Regions from separate parts of the Homo sapiens genome. Here region 2 is linked to region 1. Evidence: chromatin loops called from intact Hi-C (ENCODE). Cell type or tissue: PC-9. All regions are shown on one strand.

Region 1 (8,000 bases):
GCGCAGTGGCTCACACCTGTAATCCCAGCACATTGGGAGGCCGAGGCAGGCGGATCACAAGGTCAGGAGATCGAGACCACGGTGAAACCCCATCTCTACTAAAAATACAAAAAATTACCCGGGCGCGGTGGCGGGTGCCTGTAGTCCCACCTACTTGGGAGGCTGAGGCAGGAGAATGGCTGAACCCAGAAGGCGGAGCTTGCAGTGAGCCGAGATCGCACCATTGCACTCTAGCCTGGGTGACAGAGCGAGATCCCATCTCAAAAAAAAAAAAAAAGAAAAAAGAAAAAAAGAAATGATTTAAGAAAATCATTGAGGAGAGAGGATGTCTACCTGAACAGGTTTTTAAATACAGATGAAGGTACTCTATTCTGGAAAAAAAAATGGACAAAGAACATCTATTAGTAAGGAAGAGAAGTGAGCACCAGGATTTAAGGCAAGAAGGGTTGGGCTAACTCTATTGTGTTGTACAAATGCAGTAGGTTTGTGATTGGGACTGCTCTTATCTATAAAGCTGCTAAACCCTGATCCTTGAAGGGGAAAGATAAGCACCAGTTGCCAGTCTTTTGGTTGTGCAAGAAGGCCTGGATAAGGAGAGCTCTTTTTCTATACTGGTTCCTTCGATGCTTTGTTCCTGAAGTCAGAAAGTACCTTGTGAGGTAGGGACTGCCTGTTAAAGTTCTCTTGACCCTGGACCATGCCCCTCGCCACCCAGAACCCCATGAGTTCAACAGCGAAGGTGTCAAAGTGGTCTCCTTTCCCCCAAACACAATGTCTCCAATTCAGCCTCTAGATCAGGTCATAAGAACCTTTAAAGTTCAATACACACAGTATTCCATGGAAAGGATTGTCAGTGCTATGAGAGAGAACCCCAATAGAGAAAATATCATGAAAGTCTGGTGGGATTACACCATCGAAGATGCCGTTGTTGTTATAGAAAAAGCTGTGAAAGCCATCAAGTCTGAGACATTAAATTCCTGCTAGAGAAAACTGTGTCTAGGTGTGCATGACTTCACAGGATTTATGACACAGCCAATCAAGAAAAGAGATTGTGAGTATGGCAACAAGGTTGGGGAGTGAAGGGTTTCAAGATATGGATTTTGGAGAAATTCAAGAGCTAACAGACACCACACAAAGGAATTAACAGAAGACAACTTGATAGAGATAAATGCTTCTGAACCAGAGCCGGACAATGAGAAACAAGACATGGTAGTGGATTATCAGAACTTATTAACGTTAGTGTCACTGAAGTTGGTATACAACCCCCACTGCTAAATTTGACTGGCTCAGGAAAAAAAAAGAACATAGAAGACGCACTGTGAGAAAAGAGACTGACATTAGACAATCTGGCAGAAGGGTTCCAATGACTTAAGATTGTTGACCAGGTGCAGTGGCTCACACCTGTAATCCTAGCACTTTGGGAGGCTGAGGCGGGTGGATCACCTGAGGTCAGGAGTTCGAGACCAGCCTGACCAGTATGGTGAAACCCCATCTCTACTAAAAGTACAAAAATTAGCCAGGTGTGGTGACGTGTGCCTGTAGTCCTAGCTACTTGTGAGGCTGAGACAGGAGAATTGCTTGAACCTGGGAGGCAGAGGTTGCAGTGAGCCAACGTCGTGCCATTGCACTCCAGCCTGGGTGACAGCAGGACTCCAACTCAAAAAAAAAAAAAAAAGTCAGTTTTGACTTTTTTTACCACATGGACCCTTCTATGGTTTGGGCACTGAAACTAAAGCAAATGGTGGAAGAAGAATTGGTACTGTACAGAAACATTTTCAGAGAAATGAGAAAGGAAAAAAGTCAAACAAAAATGATGATATATTTCCATAAAGTTACACCGAGTGTGCCTGCCTCTCCCGCTGGCCCTTCCACCTTCTCATCCTCTTCTGCCTCTGCCACGCTGAGACAGCAGGACCAATCCCTCCCCTTCCTCCTCCTCCTCAGCCCACTCAGCATGGAGACAATGAGGACGAAGACCTTTATGATGATCCACTTCCACTTAATGAGCAATAAATTTATTTTCTCCTTCATATGATTTTCTTAATAACATTTTCTTTTCTCTAGCTTATTTTATTGTAAGAATACAGTAATAATATTTATAACATATAAAATATGCATTAATCAACTGTTTGTGTTATCAATAAGGCTTCCGGTCAACAGTAGGCTATTACTAAACTTTTTGGGGAGTCAAAAGTTATATGTGGATTTTCAATTACGTGAGGAGTTGATGACCCTAACTTCCTCATTGTTCAAAGGTCAAGCTGTAGTTTCTAGTATTAATTCACTATTGAACTACTTGGCTGGGGCTCTATTTTTCTGGTGGGGCCCTGAGTGCTGCAGCTACCATGGTCAGATATCTACGTATATCTGAATGTTCTCACCACGTAACCTCCAAATGGCCACAAGTTTGCAAAAAAAATTTCATAGGAATTTTTCCAGGGCAGCTTGCATGCTGACTCTGTGCTGGAGGGCAGATGGCCACACTTCCTGTAGTAAGCTGTTTGTAAGCAAAAATAGCCATAGTTATTCCCTCCCCTATCATATCCCTTCACGATGTGCCTTTGCTGCTCCTCCCATCAACAGATGGAGTCTATTTCTCCACCCCTTGAATCCACGCTGGTCTTGCGACTTGGCCAATAGAACGTGGTGCAACCAAGTCCAGGCCTCAAGAGGCCCAGCACACTTCCATTGCTCCCTTGGAAACCCGTCCAACCTGTGCTGTGAACATGCCTGGGCCAGCCTCCCAGAGGAGGCGAGAATGCAAAGCAGAAGGAGCCGTTCCCGCTGAGACCATCGGGACCAGCTAGTGCCCAGATGAGCCAGCAGCTCCCTCCAGATGCAGGGGTGAGGCCCATTTGAGGCCAGCTGAGCCCAGTCCAGATCCAAAGAACCATTCAGACCATCCACAGACTTGTGAGTAAAAGTAAACCGTTGTTATCTTTAACTACTACATTCTTGGGATGATTTGTTATACAGCAGTAGCGGATACGCCCCACGTGTGGGTGACGGCAGGAAGTAGAGAATTCCACATTTGCTTCTGACTCATAACACGTTCTGTGTCCAGGAGTCTCCAGTGCCAACAGGGATCTCCAGGGCAGCAGCAGGAAGTCCAGTCTAGCTGGCTCTGACCTCAGTGGCCAGCTGAGGAAAATGTGAGTGTATGGTTGAGTAATTGCATCTAGTCAAGTTTAAGGTGTGGGTGCTGGATATAGTCCTCAGCTCCTGGAGTGATCCTGGGTGCTAAGGGGGTCTGCTCTGTGGTAGGGACTCTCTGGGGTGGGGCAACCCTCTCCCCTCTGCTGCATTTAGTAGAAAAGTGAAGCACAGAAAGGCTGCCAGCTGCCTGCCCTCAATCGTCTTTCCTGATCTTACCAGTTACAGAGTCTGTATTATTAAGCATAGCACAGTCACCTTTCCTGGCCTCCTTTATGACAAGGGTGGCCAGTCTAAGCAGAAATCACTGGGTGGGGACTTTAGCCTGGGTAGGAGGCCTCCCTTTTCCCTCTCCTTCCCTTCCCACCTCCCAGTCCCCTTCATGCTGAGGTGCCCTGGGCACACACATCTGGCCAACCACACTCCATCATTCTCTTGCAGACAGCGTCCCCTTGGCCACCCTCAGGACGAGGGGTACCTTCTAGAAGGGGATGTGTGTGATCATCTAGCTGGGCATGTCCCCTTGGCCTCACCAACTCCTTACTCTGGGGAGGACTATGGCCCAGAAGAGCCAGCATGGAGTTCGGCAGGGCCTGAGGCCCGGGGCAGGGGCCTCACCCAGCAGGTCAAAGCCCAGCACGATTGCAGGGCTTCCTGGTGTCACTGCAGACCTGGCTCTCTGGGGACACCAGAGTTACCCTGCTTCCCAGTGGACTCATTCCTGATTCCTTGGACCATTGGAAGCTCATTCCCCTTTTCCAAGGAATGACAATTCATGTCTTTCCAAGTTAACTTCCTATTCCCACCCATTCTGCGATGTAGCTGACAATGGCTTTCTCTAAAGAAGCAAAAACCCTAAGTTGGATCTCTGCTAGGCACCCCCTTTGGAAGGTGACAGAGGGACATTTCAGCCCATCCTGAGCATGTCCCCCTCCTTGGTCCTCAAAAGTCACAGGCCCATGCCTTGCCTACCTGATTCATGTGACCCTGTCCCCGCACCTGCAGGCATAGCACCTGCCATCCCTTCCTGTTTGAGACCATCCCGGAGGCCCTCAGCTCCCAGCTGCCCCTCCCATCCTGGGTCTCTGCTGCTCAGTATGTTATCCAGGAAGCATGGGGCAGATGTTTTTGCCAAACCACTGGGCTGTGGCTAACCTGTAGGGGTGGTGAGGGTGACTGCACAGGTGTGTGCAGTTCCCCTCCACCTCCCAGCCATCTGGGCTCTCTGGGGGGAGCAAGTTACATATATATTTATATCAGCAGGGACTGTGGAACCCCCAGCAATAAACACTGATGGCTAAGGACTTTGGGTGCATGTTATCCACTGAATTAAACTCCTCTCCAGCTGCCTTGAAGGTTGAGAGGCTCAGTCTATAGTATTAGCTACAAGCTCTTGATGAGAGCTCAAAGGTCTGTTCCATTACTGATGAGAAAACCAAGGCTCAGAGAGGAGCAGGGACTGGATCCAAGCATTCTGACTCCAGGGGCCTTTCTGAGGGCCCAGGTGGGTCTGGCTTCATAGGCTTCCTCCAGGGAAGTGTGAACTCTGCAAACTGCAGCCTCTCCTGAGGGTATGGAGCTGCTTCTGAGGTTTTGAAGGGAGCTTCTGGAAGCCTTCCTGAGAGCTGAGCTCCTGGGTGCCGACGGGTTGCCCAGTGCTCAAGGGGATGGGCTGGGCCTCCCAGCCTGTGGTTACAGAGGGAAATGCTCTTTGGAGCCCACCCTGAGACGACACCTGCAGTGCATGTTCTGGGGCCCAGACAGAAGGCACCCCTGCTCCTGGAAGGCGTTATTGGGAGCTGCTCAGAGGAGGAGGCCAGAGACACCCTTGTGAGATGGTTGTGCTAGGAAAGTTTTGGAAATCCGATTTTCAAAGTGAAGCAGTGAGCCTGTGTGTACGATGTGCATAATAGTTGTGCGTGTACATACATGTATGTGATGTGTACATGTGTAGGTGCACGTGTGGATATGTGAGTGTGTATGTGCATGAGAGGTGTGTTTATATGTGTGTGAATGTGTGAGCAAATATGTGAGTGTGTATGTGCATGAGAGGTGTGTTTATATGTGTGTGAATGTGTGAGCAAATATGTGAGTGTATGTATGCACATGCATCATGGGCAGGCGTGCTTGTGAGGGTGTGTGTGTGTCTTTGTGTGTGTATATTTATGTGTGCCATATGTGTAAGTGCATGTGTCTATTTGTGCACCTGAGGTTTGCGTGCATATGTGTGAGGGTATGTTAAGAATAGCCCAGACCATGGCATGTGAATGGTGCCTGGTTTTGTCCACTTCCAGGGAAGGAGGGAGCAGGACGGTGACACGCCATCTGTATTGGCCAGTCCTCTTTCCTGCCACCATTCTTTTGCCCCAACTTTCTTTCTGTTAAGCCTTCATCTGGGGCCTGCTACCGTGTAATATTGCCTAAAGATGATCTGTCCTTCCCAGTAACAAAGCAGTGCATGCTCCTCACAAAAAACTGGAAAATAGGCCAGGTGCAGTGGCTCACACCTGTAATCCCAGCACTTTGGGAGGCCAAGGCAGGAGGATTGCTTGAGTCCAGGAGTTCGAGACCAGCCTGGGCAATGTGGCGAAACAAAAAATACAAAATTAGCTAGTGGGATGGCATGCACCTGTAGTCCCAGCTACCCAGGAGGCTGAAGTGGGAGGATGGTTTGAGCCCCGGAAGCGGAGGTTACAGTGAGCCAAGATCGCATCACTGCACTCCAGCCTGGGCGACAGAGCCAGACCCTGTCTCAAAACAAGCAAACAAAAAACCCCCCAAAACCGACAACAACAAAACCTTCTGGAAAATAGAGAAGAGCACAAAGAAGGAAATAAAAATTGCCTTTAGTCCCCAAAACCAGAGTGCTGGCTGTGGCTTAATAGAATGTTCTTCTGCAGCTGGGACTTAGGGAGCCGAGGAGGAGAGGGAAACACGAGCACCATCATCATCCGAGGGCCCTTGACCCTTGGCCCCACACGGGCTAAGCCTTTGGAACTTCAAGGTCTCTTACATTGTTATGTTGTTGCTGTTGTTGCTGTTGTTTTGTTGTTGGATTCTTCATGATTCACAAAGTCCTGGAGGTGACCAGTTTGGCCTGAGCTGTGAAAACCGATATAGTGACCTGGGTTTAAATTAGGTCTCCACCAACCTAAAAGTTGTCTCATCTTGGTTGGCTCAGTCATTTAACCTCTTCAAAGTGAAGCAGTGAGCCTGTGTGTATGATGTGCATAATGGTTGTATGTGTGCATATGTGTATGTGATGTGTACATGTGTAGGTGCAGGTGTGGATATGTGAGTGTTTCCTCAGTTTCCTCATCTCTACAATGGGGTAAAAACAATGACCTTGAAGGGCAGTTGTTGGGGTAGACATTGTGTCTGGCCTCCTCCTGTTTTCTCTCAGACCCTTTTCTCTCCTTTCTGCTTTCTGTTCTACAGTGTGGAGAGGGTCCCTTCCAGGGCCCCTGCCCTCTGGCTTCAGATAGGCTTGGACAAGTGAGTAGAAGCCTGGAGGGCAGAGGCGGGGAGAGCTCAGGGTGTGTCTCCCTGCTCTGCTTCTGGGGGTGTGTCAGGCAGTGGCTGCCTCTCTGCTGCGGCTCCAGCTCCTGCCAGAGGCCCCAGAACCATCAACTCTGATGACCCCACCTTGTCCCTTTGTCCTTTCCTGTCCCAGCCCTAGTGATGGTAGCAGTGGCTTCCTGTTGTTACTAACCTCTGGGTGACCTCGACATCCTCATATGGCTGTTCATCAATTCAAAGCTGCAAAACAAGTTCCCTCTATTAAACTCCCTGGGTTGGAAGATCTAGCATGGTTTTGGTTTTGTGCTGGGACCCTGATCCGTACAGAAATGACAAGCAGGGCAGTGTCTGGTGCCAAGAGGAGGGTCAATGTGTAGCACTCAGGTCTAGAGCTGTGGCCCCTCGTGGGCTTATGACAACATCACCAGCTAACCCCTTCTCTCAAGCGAAGAGCTCAACCCTGCCTTCTCGCCTTTCTTGATCAAAGCCCTGACTTAGCTCTTCGGCATTTTTTTTTTTTTTTTTTTTTTTGAGATGGAGTCTTGCTTTGTCATCAGGCTGGAGTGCAGTGGTGCGATTTTGGCTCACTACAATCTCCATCTCCTGGATTCAAGCAATTCTTCTGCCTCAGCCTCCTGAGTAGCTGGGACTACAGGCCTGCGCCACCACACCCAGCTAATTTTTGTATTTGTTTGTTTGTTTTTTGTTTTTTGTTTGAGACGGAGTCTCACTCTGTCACCCAGGCTGGAGTGCAATGGCATGATCTTGGCTCACTGCAAGCTCCGCCTCCCAGGTTCACACCATTCTCCTGCCTCAGCCTCCCGAGTAGTTGGGACTATGGGCACCCACCACCATGCCCGGCTAATTTTTTGTATTTTTAGTACAGACTGGGTTTCACCATGTGGGCCAGGATTGTCGTGATCTCCTGACCTTGTGATCCACCCGGCTTGGCCTCCCAAAGTGCTGGGATTACATGCGTGAGCCACTGCACCCAGCCTCTTTTGGCATTTTTAGTAACATGACCCAGTGTAAGGGAATGGGCTCTGGCAGCCCTGGGTTTGAACCTAGATTCACTATTAGTAGCTGGGTGACCTTCAGCAGGCCGCGTCAACTCAGCTGCATTATCTAAGCTCAGGGGATAAGAATACCTAATTCACAGAGATGGTATTTGTAAAGTACTCAATAGAGAGTAAACAGTCAGGTGTGAGGGCTCATGCCTGTAATCCTAACACTTTGGGAGAATGAAGCAGGAAGATTGCTTGAGCCCAGGAGTTAGAGACCAGCCTGGGCAACATAGCAAGATCCCATCTCTAAAGAAAGAAAGAAAG
Region 2 (8,000 bases), 290 kb after region 1:
CTGTTGCCTGGGCTGGAGTGCAGTGGTGCGATCTGGGCTCGCTGCAACCTCTACCTCCCGGGTCCAAGCGATTCTCCTGCCTCAGCCTCCCGAGTAGCTGGGATTACAGGCACCCACTACTACGCCCAGCTAATTTTTTTGTATTTTTAGTACAGACGGGGTTTCACTGTGTTAGCCAGGATGGCCTCCATCTCCTCACCTCGTGATCTGCCTGCCTTGGCTTCCCAAAGTGCTGGGATTACAGGCATGAGCCACCATGCCCAACCTCCATGATACATTCTTTTTACACTTCTGATCCGGTTGTTGTACTTCCGGAGAAAGAAAAATGAACCACAAAATATTCAGAAAGGGGAAAACAAGGAAATCAAGCATTTTTTTAAGGATAGATGAAATGAGTTCAGACTCTTCAGCATGTAGGATTGAGTGTAATCACAAGTCATAAAATCATGAAGGATAGGAATGAAGAGACTAGAAATTTCACAGTAAACCTTAACATGTAAAAACAAGAGAGTTTTTCTAAAAGCTCAGAATAAGTCACTTTAGAAAAAATGAAAGGACTGTTTCACACGGTGGTTAAGAAAGGGAGGAAAGTGACAGTCAGAGGAGGAAAAAGCATGTCACAGACAGCAATGGGCTGGTTGTGGCAAGCTCTCTGGTTGGGACTCATTTTTCCCCAGCTCGTCCCATTATTCCCTGCAGACTTCTGCCTCACCCGCTGCAACTACAGGGCAGGAAAAACTCAGAACCAGCAAAGCGCCCACCCCAGAGGCTGCCAGGTAATGTCAGGGCAGTGCTGAAGCCCTGCTGGGATATGGAGGTGATACCAGTGCATGCAGGTGGGCAACTTGTTTATATTCACAATGGGAAGCCACTGTCAAATCTAACTGAACATTTTTTCATTTAGATTTGAGGATGTTTCCTGAGGTCCTACTGTGTGCCAGCTGCGGCCATGTTAGCTACCAGGAATATGAAGATGAATAAGGAGATCACAAGTGAAAACAGAAATGCCAAGATAAACTTGGCCCAAGTTCCCTTGGGAATTCTCAGGATCCTACCTGGTGCAGCAGATCACACCAGGGAGATGTTACTGGATCTTTGATGAGTGGAGCATCCACAGAGGAAGGAAGTGAGTGTTTGTTAATGACATCATTCGTCACTTATGTTGGCAAATATGAATATGGAAGAGATGGCTGGAGGGTTTATTCAAAGTTGGATATTTGGAGGAAGAGAATGCCTGATGTCCTACCAAAAAAAATTAGACCCTATGGACCAAGATACATAAGATAGATGTAGATATGTAATGGGTTTCCTCCCTGTTTTTTTATTTTCTTTGGGGTCTGCTCTGGCTTACCTCCTAATTTTCCTGTCTTCTCGGGGGTAGCAGGAGGGATGTCAAATGATGGTTCAGCCAAAGAAACCCAGCTCTTCCTGATGAGGGAACTCTGAGTTGTATTCAAGGAAAACAAACACCAAAAACAGATAGCCAAAGGCCAATGGTCATGATTTGAAATTTGAGTGCCTTTTACTGTAACTGTTTTGCTCCAATATTTCCACTGCCAGTCCTTCGGTGAGGTATTTGACTCTAGATAAGAGGTCCCCAACATTTTTGGCATCAAGGACTGGTTTTGTGGAAGACAATTTTTCCACAGACGGGGTGGCAGGGGGATGGTTGGCGGGGGATTGGTTTCAGGATGAAACTGTTCCATCTCAGATCATCTGGCATTAGTTAGATTCTCACAAGGAGCGTGCAACCTAGATTCATTGCATGCACAGTCCACAATAGGGTTCCCACTCCTATGAGAATCTAATGCCGCCGCTGATCTGACAGGAGGTGGAGCTCAGGTGGTCATGCTCACTCGCCGCATTCCTAACAGGCCACAGACCAATACTGGTTCATGGCCCAGGGGTGGGGACTCGTGCTCTGGATGACACAAATTCTAGTCTTGCCTAGCCCTACTGTTAAGTAGCCATAGGACCTCTGCAAGGTGCACCCCTTTGGGACTCCTTGTCCTCACCTGTAAACTCAAGATGTTGACTAATTTGACCCTTTTAACTCTAAAAGGTGATGCTTGCACTCCACAGAAGAGATACTGAGTGCCTGGCACAGTCTTAGCAATTCGTGAAGTATCCTGTTCTAGTAATACTAACGCAGTCTCTTAAATTTTGATTTATAAACTCTAGGCCTTGGGCTCTAGACAAAACAGGGCTCTAGAGGACTTGTTTTTGTTGTTGTTGTTGTTGTTGTTTTTTAATGGCAAAAGCAATAAATTGCTGTAGTTTTCTAGATTGTAGACTTAATGTGGTTCTCCCAACTATCCATGTCTGGGCAAAGGGAGCTGATTGACACAAGAGATCAAACAGCATTAGCTTCAACATCCTTACGTGTAAATGAGGCAAACAACATCACATCTTGCAATTGGTCCTGCTTTTTTTTTTTTCTTTACTCTTCTTTTTGGAAGGGGGAGTGGAGGTGAGTGGTCACTAAATTCAGGCCCAGTCATTAAGAGGTGGTCCCCTAGTAAAATTTTCCATGCTGGAAGTGGAAGGAATTGCTTGCTCATTTATATTCTCTATCCTGTGGAAAGCCTTCCCTCCCACCCCTTGAGCCAGTGAGTCACTTCCTCTCTGCAAACCTCTAAAGCCTCCTTTCTTTCTCAGCCCAGACCTGGCCCTCTGGAGAGGGTTTTGGAGTCCTGGGTAGGCAGGGTACCTCAGGCAGCAGGCAGCACACCTTGGATGTGAGCTGAATGGATTTTCAAATTTCACAGAAGGAGCCTCCATGCTGGAGAAAGTATGTAAGTGTTCTGATAAACGGCAAGTGTTGGATTCTAGGTTTAGCATTTTTTCTTTTTGCTTTAAAGAACTCTAGGAAAGAAACTCCCGTAGAAGGTACAGCAAGCGGGTTGCACATTTGTTTTATGACTCATGGAAATTTCTAAAATGATAAATATTGGCTCAGTAGTAGTCTGACATAAGACACACTCAACTAAAGCACCATGGTTACAAGAAACAAGAAGTGCATATTCGGTAAATAAAGTGTGGCTCCACTTCCAAAAGCTTTCAGAGAAAAAAGAGCAGCACGCAAGGCCTGGATTCTTGAGTTTCCCTTCTTGAACGGCCAAAGTTCCATTTGTTTTTCCCAAGGCCAGAAACTTCCCTGAGATGACTGCAGTGTCTTCCCAGTCAGGAAGCCATTTTAAATGGTTTGGGTGCTATACTTTATTCAGTCCAGAGTCTTTTTGGCTAATGTAATGAAAAAATTTTACGCATCATAAAAATTAATGAGGTTGAAGAGACAAGTATTTTTCTCCTAAAAAAAAAAAGGAAAATAAATATTTTTCTTGCTGAGTAAAACCCCCCCCCATCTTTGTGTGTATAAGATGCTAGCCATCTTGGAGAGATGTAAGGAATCTGGAATATCAGCTTTTCAGATGAAGTTTAGAGAATGTGAGCCACAAATAATGGCTGGGGTCCTCCTGAGTCGAGTTTTTATTTCTTATGAAACAAAGTCAGCATTACTTTAACTTCTCATGAGCTGATTTTAGTTTCTAAAGAAAATATAATAGACTAAAATTCATACCCAATGAAAAGGCCATTGTATCCACTTACTAACAGCTGGGAGTGAGCAGCTTGGATCTGCCTTTCAGCTGGGTTTTCCTGCATAACAGGTTTATTAACAGAGCAGCGTGACTCACAAGCAGTGTTCTTTAGAATCACCCCCCAACACACACACTGGAACCACGATAAACACTTGGTAAGGAGGATCAATCACAAAATAAACTGAGGAAAGACTCAGGCTACAATTCTATGCTTCAAATAAAACAGCAAAAGAGACTGTTAGGCGCATGAAGGTCCCAGGCAAGAGACCTGGAAGAAGGCACCAAATCTGAAAAGGTGATTCAGTAAGTTAGCTGGGTCATGCCGGCAACCCTCCTACAACCACTCATGGATATATGGACTTCCCTTGAGCCAGGAGGGCCCAGGACTGAGTCACTAGAATACGTTGTAGGGGACATAGGGGGGCAGAGAAAGCTAAAGCCATTCTGTAAGCTCCTGCAGAGAAGCCCCCTTGAGGTAGGGGAGAGATGAGGTGCCCCCCATGGTCTGCAACACCAGTGCAGGTGGGAAGGGATATGCAATGAGGCGCTGTATTCAAAGGCCCTTTGACCCAGCTGCTGGGAAGCGTATCTCAAATTTCTCCAAAGAGAAACTGCGAGGGCCAGATTATTCAGAGAGATTGACGTGGGACCTGGTATCAATGCTGCAGAAACGGACTTCTCCTTTGCACGGCCTGGCCCTCTGTATTTGCCCTCCCTTTGCTTTTCCACTCATCTTATATTAATCAGTGTTGCAACAGGAGGGAGCTCTCCCCACCAGTGAGGCAGTGGCAGGAGTGTCTCTGCAGGTAGCCAAGGTGATGCTGGCAGCCAGGGAGGCAGCAGTTGGGATAGCTCTGGCAAGATCACCTCGCTGGCTGCCAGGGAGAGAGCCTGGGCCCTGAGCCAGGACACGGATGGGCCTGGATCATTCTGCTGTGAGCCAAACACCATTAAAAATAATTTCAGAAGGGAAACCACTTTGGTGCATTTTTTCTGGCTATTAAAAAAATACAGATTTATCAGGGGAAAAAAATGTTGAAAATGTCTAAGAAAGAAAATAAATGTTCCCTATTAATTTTCCTGCCACATATTTATATAATAATAAAGAGGTCGTTTTAAAAAATTTAATTATATAAATTATCTGGGAATGTCTTCTTATTAAAAAAAAAACTCTGGGTAGAAAAATGTCACCTTCACTCCCCTGCAATTCTTTCCCTCCTCACCAAATTTAAGCTCTACTACTGGTTTAAAATGTGCAGAACAAAGTCTGTCCTTCCAGGTTTTGCTTATTTACACACACGATAGATAGATAGATCAATAGATAGTAATAGATAGTTTTGTGTTCCTGTGTTTTTTTATTATTATTTTTAATTTTTTCTTTTTTAGAGATAGGCTGTCAGTCTGTCACCCAAGCTGGAGTGCAGTGGTGTGATCATTAACTCACTGCATCCTCAAACTCCTGGGTTCAAGAGATCCTTCCACCTCAGTCTCCCAAGTAGCTGGGAATACAGGCACACACCACCATGCCCAGCTAACTATTGTATTTTTTTGTAGAGTCTTGCTATGTTGCCCAGGCTGGTCTCAAATTCCTGGCCTCAAGCAGTCCTCTCGCCTTGGCCTCCAAAAGTGCTGGGGTTACAGGCACGAGCCACTGCACCCGGCTGATGATTGTATTTTAAATTTTGCTTAAGAAAGCCTTTCTACCACCAAGATTTCATTTGGAATTAGTTTTATATATTGTGAGATACCTAACTTTATTTTTTCTCAAATATATATCCATTTTCCCCAAAACTTTTTGTCTAACTAGCTTATCCTTTCCCATTGGTATAAAATGTCATTTTTACCATCTATTCCATTCCCATGTAGAAATGGACCAACATGGGTCTATTGCTTGCTCTATTCTCTCCACTGATTTCTTCATTCTTATACAAATATCACCTTTTTCATTACTCTGGCTCTATTGTATATTTTAAATATTTGATGGGCCCTTGTTCTTCTTGTAAAAATTGTCCTTAGTTATCCTTATACATTTTCTCTTTCATATGAATTTGACAATCTTCTTGTGAAGTTCTATTTAAAAATCTTGATGGTATTTGATTGGTATTGCACAGTTTTTAATCATCAATTTGTGGGGAATCCATTATCTTTACAATATTGATTCTTTTCACCTGTGAACATGGCATGTTTCTGTAATTCTTATTGTTTTGTTTGTTTATTTTGTTTTGTTTTTTGAGACAGGGTCTCATTCTGTTGCCCAGGCTGGAGTGCAGTGGCACAATCTCAGCTTACTGCAACCTCTGCCTCCCGGGTTCAAGCGATTCTCATGCCTCAGCCTCCCAAGTATCTGGGATTACTGGTGTGGGCCACCATGCCTGGCTAATTTTTCTATTTTTAGTAGAGACAGGACATCACAATGTTGGTCAGGCTGGTGTCCAACTCCTGACCTCAGGTGATCTGCCCACCTTGGCCTCCTACAGTGCTGGGATTACAGGCATGAACCACCACTGCCGGCCATGTTTCTGTAATTGTTTGGGCATTCCTTTGTGACTCTCAGTAAAACTTTGTACTATTCTTTTTTTTTTTTTTTTTTTTTTTGTGAGATAGGATCTCACTCTGTCACCCAGGCTGGAGCGCAACAGCACGAACACAGCTCACTGCAGCCTCAAGAGATCCTCCTGCCACAGCCTCCCATGTAGCTGGGACCACAGGCATGCACCACCATGCCTGGCTAATTTGTTTTAATTTTTTGTAGAGACAGGTTCTCACTTTGTTGACCAGGCTGGTTTCAAACTCCTGGGCTGATGTGATTCTCCCACCTCGGCCTCCCAAAGTGCTGGGATTACAGGCATGAGCCACTGCACCTGGCCTACTTTTCTTCATGTAGAGTCTATGCATGGCTTAATTAGATTATTTCAAGGTATTTTGTGATTTTTAGTTAATTATAATTCATTATTGTTTATTAAAGACAAACATTTGATTTTGTTTATTAGTCTTATAGCCAGCCATCTTACTGAGCCCTCATTAATTCTAATACTTTTCCTCTTAATTTTCTTAGACGTTATGGGAATGAGATATAAGCAACAAATGAGAGTTCTATTTCTTTGTTTCTAATTTTTATAACTAATTTCTAATTCTTGTCATTGCATGGGTTAGGTTTGGAAGCATAATGCTGACTGGTGGCGATCCTTATCTTGTTCCTGACTTTGGTGGAAAAGCATCTAATATTCCATCATCTGTTCTGCTCTTTCTGTTAGGCTTCTGGCAGATATCCTTTAATATGTCAAATAAATTTCTTGTCTTATTTTTGTAAGACTTTTCATCAGTGGTGGGTATTTAGTTTCATTAACTAGGTGTTCCCCTCCTTTAATTTGTTAATGTAGTAAATTATATTAATGGATTCGCTAATGCCAAACAATTGTGGCCTTCTATGATACATTCTGCTCGGGCTTGAGGTGTGTTCTCTGGAACTACTGCTAGATATGGTTTATTAGTCATTTACTTAGGATCTTTACATTTATTTTCACAAGGAAGGCCTATGTTTTATTTTGGTTTTGTGTTTGTGAAAACACAAAATAAAGAATAAATTGGGACTATTTCCTTCTTTGCCTTTTCTCTGAACAAGTTATATAAGGCAAGACTTACCTGTACCTTAAAGCTTTGATAGTATTGGCCTGAGAAACCAGCAGGTCCTTAGACCTGATCTTAAACATAAATCTAACAAAGTCAGCCTTAAACTAATTTTTATATTTTCTTTTGTTCTTCTCAAGTTTTCTATTTCTTGAGTCAACTTTGGCACTTTGTCTTTTTTTCTAGAAAATCATGCATTTTATGTAGATTTTAAATTTGGGGGACATAATACTGTACATAATAGTTTCTATTCCCTAATGCTAAAAATATGCCATCTGCAACTGTAGTTTAATTATCTTTGTGCCAAAGATAATTAAATTGTGACTTCTCTTGTATTTACTCAGACTTGCCATCAGAAATATATATGTGTGTATATATATATATGTATATATATGTGTATATATATGTATATATATGTGTATATATATATATGTGTGTGTGTGTGTGTGTGTGTGTGTGTGTATATATATATATATATATGTTTATATATTTTTAACAGGTCTTTTCAAAGATCCCAATTCTAACTGGTATAAGATGAGCTCTCTACTAATAAATCCGAAAGGCCTTGATGATCACCTTATCTAAAGTAGTTTGCCACCCCACTTGCCTCCACTGTCTATCCTCTTTCTGTTCTGTATGATTTTTGAAGCACTTATCAGCAACTGACACACTGTATATTTGTTTAGTTGTTTACTGTCTCTTTAACCCTAATAGAATATCTGCTCCATAAGTATAGGTACTTTGTTTTCTTCATCACTGAATTGCCAATGAATT

What was found. Hi-C counts contacts between places; a loop is a spot of excess contacts. Peaks named below come from ENCODE experiments on the same cell type or tissue, not always from the same donor. Only the 100,000 strongest peaks of a DNase experiment are listed, where the experiment ranks them.
Region 2: a loop joins it to region 1, with 2.5 times the contacts of the local background. A loop is called at or near these places in 4 of 110 quality-filtered maps.

What each region holds. Positions count from the first base shown.
Region 1 is chr20:17,845,078-17,853,077 of GRCh38, reverse strand. LOC107985440 (a long non-coding RNA gene) reads left to right here and starts at 2,688. Exons shown (of 3, transcript XR_001754511.2): 1 at 2,688-2,913. RefSeq lists enhancers at 2,899-3,193, 2,535-3,734. In PC-9, no CTCF peak of the experiment used is centred here; DNase peaks (open chromatin) are centred at 2,697 and 3,057; H3K27ac peaks cover 1,174 bases.
Region 2 is chr20:17,553,483-17,561,482 of GRCh38, reverse strand. It overlaps a transcript of BFSP1 not described here. Among named protein-coding and RNA genes, the nearest start is that of DSTN, 13 kb to the left of the region's middle. RefSeq lists an enhancer at 3,532-4,247. In PC-9, no CTCF peak of the experiment used is centred here; DNase peaks (open chromatin) are centred at 2,612, 2,942, 3,672 and 4,402; H3K4me3 peaks cover 2,637 bases; H3K27ac peaks cover 5,915 bases.